Regions from separate parts of the Homo sapiens genome. Here all the other regions are linked to region 3. Evidence: read pairs that join two places in POLR2A ChIA-PET (ENCODE). Cell type or tissue: CD4-positive, alpha-beta T cell. All regions are shown on one strand. Each heading gives the region's core, and the rest is flanking DNA. Links, peaks and the distances in the headings are about the cores only.

Region 1 (6,739 bases), core at 878-5,877, 140 kb before region 3:
CGGAGGAGTTTGTTATTACCCACCTTCTGAAGCTTACTTCTGTCGGTTCGTCAAACTCATTCTCAGTCCAGTTTTGTTCCCTTGCTGGCAAGGAGTTGTGATCCTTTGGAGGAGAAGAGGCATTCTGGTTTTTGAAATTTTCAGCCTTTTTGCGCTGGTTTTTCCTGATCTTCGTGGGTTTGTCTACCTTTGGTCTTTGATGTTGGTGACCTTCAGATGGGGCATTTGTGTGGACATCCTTTTTGTTGATGTTGATGCTATTCCTTTCTGTTTGTTGGTTTTCCTTCTAATAGTCAGACCCCTTCCCTGCAGGTTTGCTGGAGTTTGCTGGAGGTCCACTCCAGACCCTGTTTGCCTGGGTATTACCAGCGGAGGCTGCAGAACAGCAAAGATTGCTGCCTGTTCCTTCCTCTGGAATCTTCGTCCCAGAGGGGCACCTGCCGGATGCCAGCCAGAGCTCTCCTGTATGAGGTGTCTGTTGACCCCTGCTAGGAGGTATCTCCCAGTCAGGAGGCATGGGGGTCAGGGATCCACTTGAGGAGGTACTCTGTCTCTTAGCAGAGCTGGAGCTCTGTGCTGAGAGATTGACTGCTCTCTTCAGAGCCAGCAGGCAGGAACGTTTAAGTCTGCTGAAGCTGCACCGACAGCCACCCCTTCCCGTAGGTGCTCTGTCCCAGGGAGATGGGAGTTTTATCTATAAGCTCCTGACTGGGGCTGCTGCCTTTCTTTCAGAGATGCCCTGCCCAGAGAGGAGGAATCTAGAGAGGCAGTCTGGCTACAGTGGTTTGCTGAGCTGCGGTGGGCTCCGCCCAGTTCAAACTTCCCAGGGGCTTTGTTTACACTATGGGAGAAAACCACCTATTCAACCCTCAGTAATGGCGAATGACCCTACCCCCTCCAAGCTGGAGCATCCCAGGTTAACTTCAGACTGCTGTACTGGCAGTGAGAATTTCAAGCCAATGGATCTTAGCTTGCTGGGCTCTGTGGAGGTGGGATCCACGGAACTAGACCACTTGGCTCCCTGGCTTCAGCCCCCTTTCCAGGGGAATGAACGGATCTGTCTCACTGGTGTTCCAGGTGCCACTGGAGTATGAAAAAAAAAAAACTCCTGCAGCTAGCTCGGTGTCTGCCCAAACTGCTGCCCAGCTTTGTGCTTGCAACCCAGGGCCCTGGTGGTGTAGGCACCTGAGGGAATCTCCTGGTCTACAGGTTGCAAAGACCATGGGAAAAGCATAGTATGTGGGCCAGACTACCATTCCTCATGACACAGTCCCTCACAGCTTCCCTTGGCTAGGGGAGGGAGTTCCCAAACCCCTTGCACTTCCTAGGTAAGGCAAAATTCCACCCTGCTTTGGCTTGCCCTCTGTGGGCTGCACTCACTGTCTAACCAGTCCCAATGAGATGAGCTGGGTACCTCAGTTGGAAATGCAGAAATCACTCACCTTCTGTGTTGATCTCGCTGGAAGCTGCAGACCAGAACTGTTCCTATTCGGCCATCTTGCCAGCCACCAGTGAGAGTAATACTTTTATATCGCACCAGTCTTCTGCTGTTCCTGGATATAAGATTGGGACTCTGTTTAGATTTCTGGGGCAGGAATAAAAGAGAAATAATTTCACACAATGAAGCTAAGTGAAAAAGATGCTCAGTGAAATAAAGAGGTGGCCTTTGCATACAACAGCTTCCTAGGTGTCAGGAGAAAGATGAGTAGTGGTATAGGGGTCAGAAACAGTAAGTGATAGATAGTTTTATTTTACAATTGTGATTCATAGTCTGTCTTCTCTAATAGCGTGTGCTTAGAAAGAAATTTTGTTTGTAAAATTGCTTAAATCTCAATGACAATATGGTTTCCTATTTACATGCTCCATTTGTCTGGTATTATTGGGGAATGAAGTTCTCCCCGCAAGAAAATCTGTTAGATATTCAATTAAAAACCAGAAAATTGCTTAGTTCTGAATTATTAGGAACTGAGAACTTACCAGCATTGATTTGGTCATTCATTCATTCAACAAATGTGTATTAAACACTCATTCCATGCATTCCATGGTACCTATGGGTGAGGAATATAGCAGTGAAAAGACAAGCAAGATTCCTGTCTGCATGGAGTTCATATTCCAGAAGGAGGGGCAGACAATAGAAAAGAAACAAGGGAAGAAGATAATTATCTTGCAAAAAGCCCTAAGTACTGAGAGGAAAATAAGAGTGACACAACGATAAACTGGACAGTAGAGTAGCCACTGGGTGGCTGCTTTAGTCTGGAACACCAAAGAAATCCTCTCTGTGATTGTAGCACTTGAGTGGAACCTGAAGGGCAACAAGGAGTTGGCCACGGTAAGATCTGAGTAGAACTTTCCTGGCAGATGTTCTCAGGCAGGAATAATCTTGGCAGCTTAAAAAAAACTAGTTTTGGGGTATACTTCTTAATGTATACTAAATATAAATTTTTACTTTTATTGATGATTCACACCTTCTGTTCTTTGTTAACCCATCTCCTGGGGTTATTATTTTGTGGATTAGCATCTCAGTGGATCATCCTCAAAGAACCCTCCATCCCTTCTTGCTGGTATAACATAGGAAGAACCAGAGAGGTCCCTGACAGACAAGATTGTTATATCAGTAGGCTCAATTTACACACGTGCTCCAAATCTGGGGATGGGACAGCAAAGAGGAAGCTATGGGCCCTTTGAGGGTTAACCTGTATGGACCCCATTCCTTTCTCCTTGCTTGGAATTTAAAGTTCAGTGCCCAGTTATGGATCCAGATGCTTAGAGTGAACGTCTTCCACCTCCTGCTTCCTCCATCTCCTCATTGCCAATTCCTTTAACTTTCCTTTGTTAGTCTTTAAGCACTGTGACCTGCCTCTAGATCTTTGTCCCAGTGGGTTAATAGGATGAGTAGACCCATGCAAGCTGTTTCTCTTTCATCTTTACCATGCACTTGGACTCAGTAGTGATAGCCTTGAGTAGACATAGACTCTCTCCCAGCTTTTTCTCCTCCACTGGTCTGTTAAAGGAGGCTATGAAGATTTTTTTAAAGGGTCCAGATGACTTGAGGAGTCCCATTTTTAACCCATAGAAGGTGAATGAATTTACTCCCAAATTCGCTGGCATTTTCCAGTGAGTTGTTAATGGATGAAAGTTATACAAAACTTTGTCTAAGGCCTTTGGTATGTGGGAAACACTTGGACATTGACTACAAATGAGATTTTCTCAATATTTTCAAAAAGTAAACATAAATTTTCTGTTTGGTTCAGATGATAACGTGTTATCTAGTTGTAACTCTGGTACCTCTGGATCAGCTTCTTTTACTTATTTATTTATTTATTTATTTATTTGTTTAATTTTATTTTTTTTAACGATGGAGTCTCGCTATGTAGCCCTGGCTGGAGTGCAGTGGCACGATCATAGCTCACTGCACCCTCAACCTCCTGGGCTCAAGCCATCCTCCCACCTCAGCCTCCTGAGTGTCTGGGATTACAGGCACACACCACCATACCTGGCGAATTTTTTTTTGTTGTTTTTTGTTTTTGTTTTTGTTTTTGTGGAGATGAGGTCTCTCTGTGTTGCACAGGCTGAACAGCTTATTCTGATGGTGCTAGTAGAATATTGGAGAGTTGGTAAAAGAGCAAATTGATCAAACAGATGTATATGTGTGAGTCAAGGATGAGACATGATCTTTTATTGTTAAAATAGTCACTGTTTCACAACTGAAAATCTAGTCACTATTTCACAACTGAAAATTCCCCTCTTTTCTACACCCACTAATCAAGCTCCTTTTCTATTTAATATTTAAAATAAAATAGTTTAGCTCTGTGGGGGCCTTGGGACTTCCCCCGTGCCACAGAGTGTGAAGTGTCTTTTCATACCTCTAGGCTGGGGAAACCCCACTCTGGGCAAAGGGCCAATTTTAGACCCAGCAGCTTATTAAGGAGATTCAGAATCTAAAAGAGCCACAAACAGACAATAACAGGAAGGAGACAAATATAGGAAGATAACACCTGAAGCTGGCTCTCTGGCCAAGTTTACAGTTATCTCTATATCCTAGAAAGAGGCTAATGGGATTAGTGGAGGAGGCATTGTGGAAATGGGAAAGGATGTTAGTTCTAATTTGTGGAAGAGAATTTCATGAATAAAAATCTTAAGAAGAAGATTAGCCTATTTTGAAAATGACCCAAAGAGATGCTAGATGAGCTGTGAGAGAAAATCATTCTCAAAACCTCATGGTCACAACTCTTGGAAACAAAACCCAACTCTAACTTTGGAAAAGGCTCTTGGAAAGCATCTGATCTATCCTCTAATTCCAGCTGCAGGAATGTCTCCCAGGGGTTCCCTGACCGATAGTCACCCAACTTCCCTCGAGCCCTTGTGGTGCTGAAGCACCCATTGTTGACCACACATGGCGAGGCAGCCATCCATCCTTTTGCTGGCCAGGAAGGCTGGTAAGAAAGTTCTTGATGTGAAGATGAATCTGGCTTCTTCTATTATGCAGCCAGAGTTCTTTCCTTTTACATACAACATGCCTTCCCTCCCTTTCTCATGACTTGTTCCAAATATTTGAAGACAACCAACCATCCTATAACATCTAGGCTTTCTCTTCTCAAGCTAAGCATATCAGATTCTCCCCTTCTCAAGTTTCTGGCTTTCATTGTTCTGGTCACCCTTGTCTGGGCTGACTTAGTTTGTGGAGGTTCTTCATGAAACCTAGGGCTGGGAATGAAACATAATCCTCTGGATGGAGTCACTGAAGCCCCTACACCAAAGTGTGGGGGGGACAATGACACTATCTGTTCATACGGATTAAGACTGTTTGCTTTTTTTGGTATCCATACTGCCCTGGTGGCTTCTATTGAATTTGTGGTCAAGTAAGAATTATTTGCTGTTGTTTATTTTTAAATTTGTTTTAATGTGAACCATTATAAGCCAGCTTCCTCCATCCTATATACACATATACATATATGAGTGTGTATATGTATCTATACATATATGTGTTTACATATGTGTATGTGTATATATATGCGTATATATACAATTTATAATGGTGGTGGTTGAATTCTACGTCAATTTTTCAAATTTTCTTTTAGTATTATAACATAGATTTGATAAACATACTTGCCATCTCTACCCCAAAGTCATAATACAGATGTTTCAATGAGAGCCTTGCTGCACACAGAAGGTGGCCTCTACCCACAAGTTTGCTATGACTGTTAAACCACCCAACTATTCTAAATCCTCCTGGCTGTTACTAGCACCTGGTGGCATTTTCCCATCTTGTCTGCAAGGATATCACCCAATGCTGAATGAAATGCTTTGCTAGAATGCTGATACACTGACTCTATGGTGTTTCCCTATTTAATCACTTATTAAAGATGACTTTGCTGTGACTTTGTGGATTCTGTTGGTCTCTTTCTGAACCCACTTCTTTCTAGTGATCATTATTTTATTTTTTAAGTGTTGTAAGAAGGCATCAGGATGTAAACTTGGGTGATTATTTGGATTTCCCTGTGATGCTTAGTTTTATCACTTCAGGCAAGTCAATTTGTCTGTTTTACCCACCATTTAAAAAAAAAATCTGGAAAACTATGAACTCAATTATATCTAGCATTCTATAATTTGGAGTCATATTTTAACACCCTATCATAGAATTTTTCTAGAAACAACATGAAATTTCTGGATTCCATTTTTTCCTCTCCCAATCTGTTCCTTCTCTCTGAAATATCCTTAGTCTTAGGATTATATCTTAGTCTTAGGGGCTTTGATCTATCCTTAGTCTTTCTCCCTGATTTTTAAAATGTCACTGACTATGGTTCTCTGATTACATCTGAAACATTTTTGTTTTCATTGTCTTTTGCAGGGAGGCACATGGGATGCAATTCTTCTCATTTAAATTAGCAATTATTAAAAAATCTGTCTTAAATTTTAGTGCCTTCTTAATGATAGCTGCCTTTCTTTTCCCATTTGAAAACTGTTCTTTTTGGTGAATAAGATGGATGTGAAAAAGCACTAACCTTTTTTACTGACCAACTTTATTCATTGGGTTTTCCTTCAAAAGATTGTTGGCTACTTAAATCTCCCCATCATTTCCTTTAAAATCTTCCCACCCATCCCCTAAATGAAATAAAAATTTAAATTATAAAGGTACATCACCACTGAGAATATTCTAAAGAATGTGCTTAAGGCTCTGAAAGGAAATTATGAAGGAGAAGTTCTCCAAGTGTTTTAAGCAATAGCAGCATCCTTAGGGGAAATGTATACTTTCCCCAAGTATTACCTAGACCCCTTTCTAGGTGGAAAAGTCTTGTTCTATTTGTGTAAAGACCAGCTGTGGTGTTTTGCGATCAACCTCCCAGAGCATCTTGACCTACAATACCTGAACTTTTTTTTTTTTTAATTTGTTCAGGAAAAAAGCAGTTGTTAAAACATTGTTAACTAGAAGCCAGTCAAGTTTTTTTTTTTTTTCCCTCTGTTTTATATTTATATTGGCTCTGACTTCAGCCACCCTGTGGATCTGAAGGTGGCACTGAACAGATGGGACCTAATCAGCTCTCTTGGTAACCTGGCCTGTCCACAATTTAAGTCTTTTCTATGAAAAGATAATTTATGATAAACCACTTAATAGAACCAAATACTATCTTTCCATTTATAATACCTCTATATCTGGATATATTTTTGTATATTCAAAACCTACTTATTCGATTCTAAGTATCTTTGACAAACTCAGTGTCCAAAGTTTTTGGTTTAAGAC
Region 2 (6,600 bases), core at 1,601-6,600, 52 kb before region 3:
CAGCTTCCCCTCTCGAACCCAAGGGAAGACCTGGGTCTTCCTCACCCTGATTTGGTGACAAGTTTGCTCCTTTGAGAAGTCCCATGAGGTTCATTTTCAGCTGCTTTCATCCAAATTAACATCAGTGAGGAACCCAATGTTGAAAACTGCATTCCTTCACTGCATGATGGGCCCTTTCTCCTGGGATTACTATAGACTTTCTCAAGCAAATCAGTGATTATATTGGCTATTTGTGGTCGGTGGAGTTCCTGAGTCTGAATCCTAACTCCACCAACTGCTAGTGAGGACCTGGTGAGTTACTTAATTTCTCTAAACCTCAGTCTCCCCAGCTGTAAAATGTAGATAATGATCACAATAACCCCTGTCTCTCAGCATGCTATTCCCTGTGCAGATTAAAAGAGAATATTGATGCAAAGTGTTTAGAACAGGGCCCGACATATAGAAGGTCTTTATGAGTAGTAACTATTAACATGATCACTTAGGACACATGCAAAAGTTCTAGGGTATTCTATATCTGACCAACTAACACATTTCGGTAGTCAGCATAAAGATCTAGAGTCAGACAAATAGGTTTCTTTCTTTCCTTCCTTCCCTTCCTTCCTTCCTTCCTTCCTTCCTTCCTTCCTTCCTTCCTTCCTTCCTTCTTTCCCTCCCTCCCTCCCTCCTTCTCTCTTTCTTTCTTTCTTTTCTTTCTTTCTTTCTTCCTTCCTTCCTTCCTTCCTTCCTTCCTTCCTTCCTTCTTTCTTTCTTTCTTTCTTTCTTTCTTTCTTTCTTTCTTTCTTTCTTTCTTTCTTTCTTTCTTTCTTTCTTTCTTGTTTTCTTTCTTCTTGCTTTGTCACCCAGGCTAGAGTGCAGTGGCACAATCTCTGCAACCTCTGCCCCCTGGATTCAAACAATTCTCCCACCTCAGCCTCCTGAGTAGCTGGGACTACAAGGGTACACTATCAGGCCTGGATAATTTTTTTTTGTTTTGTTTTTGTATTTTTAGTAGAGATGTTGGCCAGGCTGGTCTCAAACTCCTGACCTCAAGTGATCCGCCCACCTCAGCCTCCCAAAGTGCTGGGATTACAGGCATGAGCCACTGTGCCCAGCCTAGAGTCAGACAAATAGGTTTCTTCTAATTCTGGCTAGTCATGTGAGCCTTAATTTTGTCTCCTGAAACATGTCCTATAAATGTAAAACAATACTGTTGTGAGAATTCAGTAAAATTATGCACCCAATGCTTAATTTAATATAACTGCTATTAACAATATTCCAATTTTCAGTGACAAGATTGTGTATCTGCCAAGACTAAGTGTATCTTTTTCTCTGCCAAAACTAAGCGCATGTATGTTCCGGAGCTCTACGTTTGAGGTTTTTGTTTTGTTTTGTTTTGTTTTTTCCCTCTCCTTCCACTCTTGGTATCACAGGAGTGCTCTCCAGGCCTCCAGAGACTGTGGAAGTTTGTTTAAGCTTCTGATTTACAAACTGGCTGGCAGGTCCCTCCTCCCCCACCTTCAAAGCCCCGGGCCTAATAGGGATGCAAATGTCTCCCCTGGCAGCTCAGCATTGCTTCTGTCACTGAGGGAAGGCCCTTGGCCATCCATGGCAGGACGCTGAGAAAAAGGACCCCTCCCTGGGGCTCTCCATCTTTGTGGAGAGAAAATGATGATGATGTATGAGACAGCCGTGCCTTTGGAGTCTAAGGAGGACATGACAGACAGGATAATATGGGAGGAAAACCTTGTCTTCGTAATGGAGACTGATGGCCTCTGCCTGTCTTAAGCTACCATTGTCAGGGCTGGGCTGAGTGGGGCCTGCTCCTGAGGAACATCACTGGGTGGCAGGTTCGGTATGTCAGACATGCCACCGTCAGTGGTAGCCTTCAACCCAGGTGGGGGAGGCGGGCAACCAAATGAAGGCGTGTGTGGGGTTGTTGAGTGGATCCCAGACCGCCTTGGGATGACATGCATGTTTGTCAGGTGTGACAGTCCTAACTTGATTGGCTTTTCTTTACCTTTTTTTTTTTTTTTTTGGCCTCCTCCTTACACCTTTAACTTCTCCCTGCTCTCCTTCCCTCCCGAAACAACTAAGTGAAACTGAAACTCTAAAACTTAAATATTAAAAAAACGGGTCCCAAATTCTCACCAAACCCCTCCTGTTCCCACTTCAGGCCCCTACTTGGCCTCAGGAAAGAAAGCTTAAAGCGAAAGTAGGAATGTCATCTTTAGAAATCATCTTTTGGAGCAGTTTTATTAATTTTACTTCTCTGTGGTTACCACATGTTTGGGGAAGACAATTGATTTCACAGATCTGTGTGGGAGGCTGAAGATTTGGCTCTGAGGCAGCAGAGAAAACCTACAAGAACGGGCGCACTAATTGACATACAGCAAAAGTCTATTCTTTAAGGAAACTTTTCTCTTAGTGCTTGTTATGTTAAAATGTAATACTAAATTCTTAATTCAATTGTATTTTTTTAAAGAGAGTTTCAATTTTCTTCTTCCTCTACCCATGTACTCCTCCAATCACTCTTCCCAAGATTTCCACTTAGGACATTAAAAGGTAAACCAGACCAAGTGTGAAATCATAAAGTTGGCTTCAAAGACAATACCAATGGCTGGAGGAGTGTCCAGGCCCAGGGCTCCAACAGAAATGAGCCCTCGCTGCCTGGGAAGGAACCAGCACTTTTGTTTCTGCCCCTGTTTTGGAACCTCCAATTTAGGGATTCCTGGTCTGAGCAAGATCTCAGCAAGGTTGGGGGAGGTAGGTGATTAATGGTCAATGCATGAGCCTTCCTGGATTTGGCACAATCCCACCCTCAGCCACAGAGGTCACTGTTGTAGTACCTCACTGGTTCTTCTTAAGAGGGAGGGGACTCTATTGTTGGATGCTTTCAGATGTCAACCTAAATGACTACATCATCCAGATAGAAATCAGTTCTGATTCTAAATAAATAATAGGCCAAGCCAGAAAAAAAATCTCTATCACTAGATCTGTGGGTGGTGGTGGGTACGTAGCTGCTGTTTTCGAGCTTTAAATGTGGGTTCTTTGGCATTAGCTTTATTTGAAATAGGAGTGGTAGCTCTTCACGCCCTCTGAAAAGTTCATAGCCCACCTTACAGGAGATGGTAGCCTGCAGTGTTTGATGTTACTAATTATATTGCCCTTGTGGGAAGAGGACAGGGTGCTTTAGAAAACTCACAGAAGACAGGGTTCTTCCCCAAACAGGCTCCATGATGACTTGATAAGGAATTGATTAGCAGATGTGAAATAGACAGGTGCCTTATGTCCCTGCCCAAACATTCAAGGATTTCCTGCACCGGTCACTTTGGCATTGCTGAAGGCCAGCTGTGATCACCTCACTCCTCCCCTTTGTCTTTTCATCCACTCTGTCCTCTGTTCCTTTGTTCAGGGCAAGCAGGTCCAAACTGAGCCAGGTGTGGCTGGGAGGGAGGCTTCTCTCCACTATCATGGTTTTGCCCTAAAGTTTCTCCAAGCAGTGTGAAAATGCCAAAGTAGGTCATGCAACATGGCTGAGCTGCTCATACATGCAGACCCTGAATAACTGCTCTGTGAAGCGATGGGAAGGGAAGGAGGTGCCGGGGAAGGCTGGATGTGGGTGGGAGGCTGTTCCAAGTTCAGATGATGACAAGAAAACGGCTGTGGGGCCCCTCCTGAGGCTCCTGGGGTGAGGGATCGAATCTCGGCTCTGTTGTTTCTGACCCTCTCTGTGACCTTGGCTGAGATCAAAACTCGCTGCATCACAAAACTCTCCCCAGAAAAATGGGAGTTATATCATATAGCCTGCCAAGGAGGGGTATTATTACAAACACGAAAGCATTACATTAAAAAAAAAAAAAAGTGAGACCCAGGGGAAGGAAGGAAAATGGGGGCTGTGAGTGGAGAGGAAGTGACACGTTTCATGAAATCGGAACTTTTTAAGGTTGTTTTGGGCACAGTTTCAAGAGGAAGTGCCGTTTATTAAGACAAACAATCACTAATCTAATCTCTATCAGGAGACACATCTAAGCTCAAGCACACATTTTTTTAGGCTCTTCTGGATTTTGGATTTTCAATTGAATACTGTAATATGAGTGTAAATCTGATGGAAGAAAAACAATTTAAGGAAGAACTTGTATTGAATTCTTTCTTTCTGATTTCTGTTACATATACTGAAGTTGGAGAAAAATGATCAGCAATCAAGAACAATCTAATTATCTGGACCTCTGCCTAAAGCCCCCTTCCCTAGTTAACTAGTTAATCTTCCTTTAACTAAGACCTCCTCCTTTGAAGGCTCCCCCAGGCCCCTGCTCTGGCCAGGCTGCCCTCCTCCAGGCTCCTGCAGTCCCCCGGGCTCACCTACATCCTGAACACATCACACTAGGCTGGAGTGCTCTGGTTACTTGTTTGTTTTTCCTACTAAACTGGCTTCTTGAAGACTAGAAGTATCTAGCCCATGGTAGATGCTCAATAAGAAGTCAATGTTGACTATAGATGGAAAATAGAGAAATAAGCATTATTCCTATGTTGGTTTACCATCCCACAGTTTCACTGGGTCAGGAGTCTATGCACAGGCTAGCTGGGCCTTTTGCTGAGAGTTTGCTCAGGAGGCTGCCATCAGGTGTTGGCCTGGGCTGTGATCTTATCTGGAGGCTCTAGGGGAGGATCTGCTTCTGAGCTCATTCAAACTGTTGGAAGAATTCATTTCCCTGAGGCTGTATGACCAAGGCCCCCTGCCTCTTACTGGCAGTTGGCTGGAAACCACTCTCAGGTCCTAGAGGCCACTGGCCAGTCCAGCATGGATATTTGCTTCTTCAAGCCTGGCGGGAGACTCTTTCTCACTCCAGCTGGCTAAGACTGAATTTTATAACATAATCAAGGGAGCAATATCCCATTATCTTTGCCATATTCTATTGGTTAAAAGCAATTCTCAGGTCTTGGCTACACTCAAGGGGGTGGGATTAGATGAGGGTATAAATCTCTGAGGGGGCAGGTCATGTCAGGGTATGTCCACCTTGATCTCTATACATTACCATAAGCACTTTCACACCACAAAGTATCCATTTGCTTTTTTTCTTTTGAGGCTTATGGGAGAGTAGTTTAATATTTCTAGTCTGTACTCCATTATCTGAAAGAGTTTTTATATTTTGTGGTGTCTTGTTCAGAAAATAACCTAGCAATCTGATATTTCTCAAGTCATGTGCTATGTAAAAGTCCTCATGTCAGTTACTAAGTTATTGGTTTCCAGCTCCAAATCCACCCTTCTCTGCTTTCTTTGTTGTGTGATCCTGGGACTCTGCAAACTATATATATATATTTTTTTGAGACAGAGTCTCACACTGTCACCTGGGCTGGAGTGCAATGGTGCAATCGTGGCTCACTGCAAACTCTGCTTCCTGGGTTCAAGAGATTCTCCTGCCTCAGCCTCCCAAGTAGCTGGGACTACAGGCACCTGCCATCATGCCTGGCTAATTTTTTGTATTTTTAGTAGAGACAGGGTTTCACTATGTTGGCCAGTCTGATCTTGAACTCCTGACCTTGTGATTTGTCCCCTCAGCCTCCAAAAGTGTTGGGATTACAGGTGTGAGCCACCGTGCCTGGCCTGCAAACTATATTTCTTCTTTGTTAGTGGCTTCAGGTTAGGTTATTACAAGAGGGGACAGGGAGAGGGGACAGGGGACTTGCTCTTCTTCTGCAAGCAATGGCCCTTCACCCCAGCAGTGGCAGTAGGTTCAGTTCACCTTCTTCTGGCACTTGCAGAGCCAACTTTAATGCGGGCCCTCAGAGAGCAGCATGAGCTGGGCAGTGCTTCCATGGAGGCTGGCATCTCAGCTCCATAGGGCCCCCCACTGAGCTTGTAGGTTCTGATAACTCCAATTTCTTGTTGCTTCTCCTGGGTGGTGGTGGATACTTCCTGAACTTACTACCTTGGTGTTAGCTCAGTGTGTTTATTTTGCTTTTTCAGTCCTCCATTGTCTATTTCACCAAATCCCTATATTATATTTTCTCTGTTAGAATACCCAGTATTGTTTATTTTCCTGACTGTATCCTGACTGATAAAGTACTATAATTTTCATCCAAGTTGACAAGAAACTATAGGGTTTCAATAACTACTATTGGAATTTTGTATGCCAAAGGAACTGATGTTTAGAAAACAGACAAAACCCATCTCTCTTTTCAGGTATTAGAATATTGGGCCCATATTTGACTTTGCAAGTCTATTCAAGGCTGCCTGGGTAAGTAGTAATGTATCTAAATAAGTACACAGGGGTGAGTCATACATCCACTCCCCAAATCACCATGAATCATGAGTAAAGAGACTTTAGCCCCTGAGAAGCTCATACTTAGAAATCAGTAAGGCTAACTGTAGAAGTTATGGAGTACACCCAGATATCTCCATTTCACAGAGGAGGAAACAGAAGGATTCATTTCTATCCAAGGCCTTGTGCCAGTGGAAGCCTTAACCTCACACACTATAGCAACAGATGGTTTTTCTCCTGTACCTGAACTGGTTCCTTTTCTTGCATTTTCTAACTTTTAAAATGGTATCTGTACCCAAGTTCAAAGGTCTTTAAATCACCAAAAGAGGACTCAGTTCTCTCCTTCTCCTTTGAATTAGGC
Region 3 (5,000 bases), core at 1-5,000:
ACAGGTGCACTGCACCACGCCCAGCTAATTTTTGTATTTTTTAGTAGAGATGGGGTTTCACCATATTGGCCAGGCTGATCTCAAACTCCTGACCTCAAGATCCACCTGCCTCGGCCTCCCAAAGTGCTAGGATTACAGGCGTGAGCCACCGTGCCAGACCCGACCTTTAACTTTAACTTACGGTTCAGGATCCCAGGCAATGGGCTCTTTTTGGAGCCCCATTATGATTTTCAGGTCCACCCAAGTGGAACAATGTCTTTGGTCATATTGACATTCTCAGACAGCATTCATTGTCCCACTATGCTCCCAGAGCCTTTGACCCTTTTTACTGGCTTCATCAGACTCTCTCCTAGGAAAAGGTGGAAATGGAGAGAGAGAGAGAGAGAGAGGGGAAGATGGTGGTGAGAAATCATCCACCATCCTACTTAGACTCACAGATGCCCATGACAGTGGGGGAGGCTGGGAGCTTCATGATCATCGCATCCAGTTGTTTGTGGATATCCAAGGTTTGGTGAACAGAGGAATATGTTGCAGGGGGTGATGGGGGGCTGTGAGTAGGTTGGGGGTGACGCCAGATCTGTACATATCACTTCAGCACTCTGTTTTATGTATTGGGACTTCCGGTAAGGTTTTGTTTAAGAAAAGATTCCTGCTGCTAGAAGAAATGGTTAAAGACAATAGATCCAGCCCAGCTCCATGCATGAAGTCATCATGCAGCTTCTTCTCAGATCCCTCCAGTGACAGGGAGCTCATTACCATTCCATATTTGGTTGTAATAATATATTGTATAGAGCAGAAATCTGCTTCCCTGGGGCTCCTACCCATTTGTCCCAGTTCTGCTTTCTGGAGACAGACAGAAATAGTTTAAACCAATTTCCAGCTTTCAGCTCCATCAGAGCAGAAACTTTGTCAGTCTGGTTCTTTGGTGACTCTCTGGAGCAATGGCTGGCACAGAGTGGAAGCTTAATAAGTGATACTCGAATAAATTAATGAATGAGGAGCTTCATGTATCTGTTGTAGGATTACCATATGATTTAAGTCTTCAAGACTGGCACACCTAAGAGCTCACATGGTGGAAACCTCCTCACCCCTCCTCAACCTGGATCCTCTCTGTCAAAGGAGTTCTGGATGGAGAGGCGTATGCTAAGGATCTTTGGGCAAGGGGCAAGGACCCTTGGGATTTAATTTATCTACCAAGTGCTTCTGAAAAAAAGCTGTACAAAAAATGCACTGCATAAAAGCAACTTGATAATCCTGATGAAAGCAACCAGACCCTTATCAGGGAATGAGCTATGACCCTGGCATGAGGGTCAGACATCATCGATGGTCACCAATGTAGTAAGACTTGAGAGGCACTGGAAAGTCTCACCGGCTCCCGTGGTAAGACCAGAAACTTCACCATCAGAGAGTCATTACTTTGGGTAAAGTACTTCTCTCTCCTTTAAATGTAATTAGCGGACATAGTGAGTTGCCAATATCTTGGAGTGAATTCGCTGACCTAACTCTTTTCTTTAAGGATAAGGGACCTTAATGATGCTGGATTCTGGGGAAGAACCAGGCCTCAGAGAGAGAAGGGGCAAAATCTGCTGAGCTAGAGGGTGGAAGGAAAGTACATTTTGTTTAACTGGATAAATATTCAGGCCCCTGCAAGCTGCTTCAGTGTGGAAAAGACAATTTGGGGTGGGGGAACGGTAGTCTGGCCCCACATAAACCCTTTAAAATTGCAGACTCCCCCATCCCCCGCCACTGAGAGTCTTCCACATGAATTTGATGTAATGGGAGTAGCACACTCACACATTTTGGAAGATAAGAGCTGAATGTGTTTAAATAACTATCAGGCTGGCGGGAAAGATATCCAGGCTTGCCTGGAGCCACCTTTTCACCACAGAAGGGAAAAACCTAACCCTGACAAGCACGTGGCTGATTATTAGCCGTGTGATGAAGTGTTACTTCCTGTGCAGGACATTCGCATTTCTTGAGAAACTCTTTCTCAATCATAGTGAGTGATATTTTTAGAAAATGAAGGCCTTTGTTTTCTTCCTCTATGTGTATGCTCCCCGCTTCCCTTCACTTCCCCCAAGTCCCATACCCTACCCCAGAGAAGAGATTTAATGAGGGAGTGCATGTCCCCACATGGGGTGGGGGGAGGAGAGTGGGCAGACAATCAGAAAAATGCAATTTACCTGCCCTAGTAGAACTTGAATCACCATACAGACATCTCTTTCATAGTTTTTGCAGCCAAATGTTGCTTTCCTTTCTTGTTTTCCTTCCAGATAATGCAGCTAATATCTTTTCCTTGTGGGGTTGTATTTACTATTCTGAGATCACATTAACATTACTCATTTAACAATCTGCAATGTTTTGAAACCGACATGTCTCACCATATCCCAGAATGGGGTTTTTTTCTCCGCCTGATGCTTTGATTGATAAGGACCGCCCATGACCATGACCTTTAAGATGCATAGTCCAGAGGGCATGGGGTTTGGGCGAAAGGCGGCAAAGGCCTCCCTATCAGCAGGATCACTGTGAGCTCCTGCTCAACAAATGACAGTGCACACTTCACTGCAGATTGGATGCTTTCTGAACTGGTGGAGGCTCAGGAAGCTGCTCTGAGCTGCCCAGACTGAGCAACTGAAACTAAAAGTGAAGCCGTCAAACGCAGCTTCCTGAGCTTTCAGTTCTGGTTGATTTGATGGAGAGTGGGGTGCTATGTTCTCTAACTGTTTTATGGCAGGATCTGTGCACAGGGGTGAGAGTAAAGACTATTAAGAGATCATCCCCACCCTGAAGGAGTTTTCAGTCTAGCAGAGAGACAGACATGTAAATAAGTGTGGTAGATGCCTTCCGAAGATATATACACTGTGGCAGATCGGAGAAAGTGGGCAGTTCTCTAAGGAGGGGAGAGGAGTTGGGGGGATGGGGAAAGTTATAGAAGACTAAAGAGAGAATGCTTGGACTAGGCCTTCATGAAGAAGTAGGCGCTGTCTAGGTGGGAATGAAACGCAAGTGTATTTTTTTTTTTTTGCCTTTGCAAATACATTGAAAAGCATGATGCTCTGGGGGAACTTCTAGAACTCTGATGGCCAGAGTATAAGTTGGAGAGAAGGAAGGGGGAAGAGCAGAGATGAAATATAGGAGGCAGATCACAGAGCCCCCTGCAGGCCCTACAATGGGGTTTTTATTCTACCACATAGGCAATGGGAAGCTACTGGCTAGACTTTAAGTAAGGCAGAGGCTTATTAGACTTTCATTTTAAAAAGGTCGCTTGAGTATCTGTGGGGAGAATAAGCCTGGTTGAGACAGAAGGCAAGAAAAGTAGTTGGGAGGCTGTTAAAATAATTCAAGAAAGATGTGAAGTTTGCAAATAAGGGAGTGGAAGAGTGGAAGGATTAGAGAAGGAGAGAATTACCAAGATTTGGTGATTGGGTAGTAGAGGGAGAGGGTTGAGAGTTAAAGGAAAACGAGACATGTAAGATGCCACCCAGGATTCTGGTTTGAGTGACTATAGAAGACATGGAACGAAAGGGGTGTAAGACAACTAATTCTGTGTTGTGCATGTTGAATTTGAGATGCTTGTGGGACACCGAAGTGGAGAGGCCCAATGTGCAGTTGCTTATGTGGGTTTGACGCACAAAAGATAGGTCAGGGATGAGGAGAAAAACATGAGAGCCATTGGTGAGCAGGTGGCTGTTGAAAGCATGGCAGGGGAGGCCCTGTCCTGTGGGAAGGGCAGAAGGTCAAGGACAGTCCCTCAATTCGTCAACTCAAAGTTGTGGGCAAAGATGGAAGAGCCAGAAAGGGCAACTGCCAAGGAGAAGAGGAGAAATTTGTGTCAAGGAAGGCAGGAGAGAGGGTTTCAAGAGGATAAGACTGGTCCACAGTGTCACACGCTTCAGGGAGGCCAGTGAGACGAAGACTAAAAGCATGCACTGGATAGAGCACTTGGTGATCTTGATGCAGTGAAGCCACAGTGTGGCCCTGGGTGTGGAGGTGAAATTAGCATAGGTGGAAATGGGAGGTGAGTGAGTGGAGGCAATGCACGCGGAAGGCTTGCCCAGGAGAAGGAGGAAAGAGCTTCACCAAAATATTTAGAACTACTGATTTTGTCTGAAAGTTATTTCACAACCAAACAAGGCAGGGTAGTGTCATAGGACAAGAAAGGTGGATTTTGACTACTGAGAACTTCTCACTGTGTTGCAGGCCCTGGGCTGAGGGCTTTGGCATTACAGTCTTGAGTATTCTTTTATTGTATTCTGTCCTTTCATTTTCCTCCAAGATTTTGCAGCCACTCTCCCCTCCCTGCTCAGATTCTACCTCTGCTGTAGCTGGGCTTACACCGTAAGGGCATTTGAGGTCTAGATGAAATCTTAGAAATATAAGACTCTCTCAAAGTTTTTCAATAAGCAGGGCTAATACTAATAATCAATGCTAAACAGCAATCAACAATGTCATGATACCCTAATAAACCTTTAAAGAAGAACTTAGACAAGAAAGCTGTCAAAATGGAAATGGGGGTAGAGTCTTGGCCATGTCAGGGGAAACAAGCACAGAGACCCAGGGTGGTGAGCATGTGTCCTGGGAGGTGGTGGTGCCAGGTGTCCACCACGCTATGTGAGGCAGCCACGTTATTGTTTTGAACAGCGTATCCTCAACCTAGCCTCTTCTAATTGTATAATCACAAAGCTGTAATCACTGATTCCAAAGAGCTGGAAGCCTCAGACGATTGAAAAGTCAAAATGCAGATGTGACAGTAATACAGGAGACACACCTTCCTGTGTGCAGAGGTGGTGAAATGAGAGAATTAATGGTTGGAACAGTTGTCAGGGTTTCCAACTTCTCTAACTTGGAAGGAGTCATTAGGTGAATAAATAGCATACTCCCACTCACACCAGCAGAAGCCAGAATGACCTAGTGGGTAGATAGGGAGTAGCTGTAGTAATAGAACTTGTGTTTCCTCATTGAGTTTTTAATAGAGTTCAGGATCTATCTTTGCCCCTTGT

The links. ChIA-PET counts read pairs that join two places held together with the same protein. Peaks named below come from ENCODE experiments on the same cell type or tissue, not always from the same donor. Only the 100,000 strongest peaks of a DNase experiment are listed, where the experiment ranks them.
Region 1: POLR2A ChIA-PET joins it to region 3 with 13 read pairs; 7 of 35 experiments call an interaction of 5 or more read pairs at or near these places.
Region 2: POLR2A ChIA-PET joins it to region 3 with 10 read pairs; 4 of 35 experiments call an interaction of 5 or more read pairs at or near these places.

The regions. Positions count from the first base shown.
Region 1 is chr10:62,776,775-62,783,513 of GRCh38, reverse strand. No RefSeq gene overlaps it. Among named protein-coding and RNA genes, the nearest start is that of ADO, 25 kb to the left of the region's middle. In CD4-positive, alpha-beta T cell, for the core only: no CTCF peak of the experiment used is centred there; a DNase peak (open chromatin) is centred at 3,873.
Region 2 is chr10:62,687,221-62,693,820 of GRCh38, reverse strand. No RefSeq gene overlaps it. Among named protein-coding and RNA genes, the nearest start is that of ADO, 110 kb to the left of the region's middle. RefSeq lists an enhancer at 2,329-2,498. In CD4-positive, alpha-beta T cell, for the core only: no CTCF peak of the experiment used is centred there; DNase peaks (open chromatin) are centred at 2,970, 3,890 and 6,270; H3K4me3 peaks cover 913 bases; H3K27ac peaks cover 1,587 bases.
Region 3 is chr10:62,635,163-62,640,162 of GRCh38, reverse strand. The region is part of intron 1 of LOC105378327 (a long non-coding RNA gene); the gene reads left to right. Among named protein-coding and RNA genes, the nearest start is that of ADO, 170 kb to the left of the region's middle. RefSeq lists enhancers at 2,022-2,251, 2,262-2,501, 2,792-2,881. In CD4-positive, alpha-beta T cell, for the core only: CTCF peaks have their summits at 2,948 and 3,163 (motif pointing left); DNase peaks (open chromatin) are centred at 1,932, 2,562 and 3,152; H3K4me3 peaks cover 1,324 bases; H3K27ac peaks cover 3,118 bases.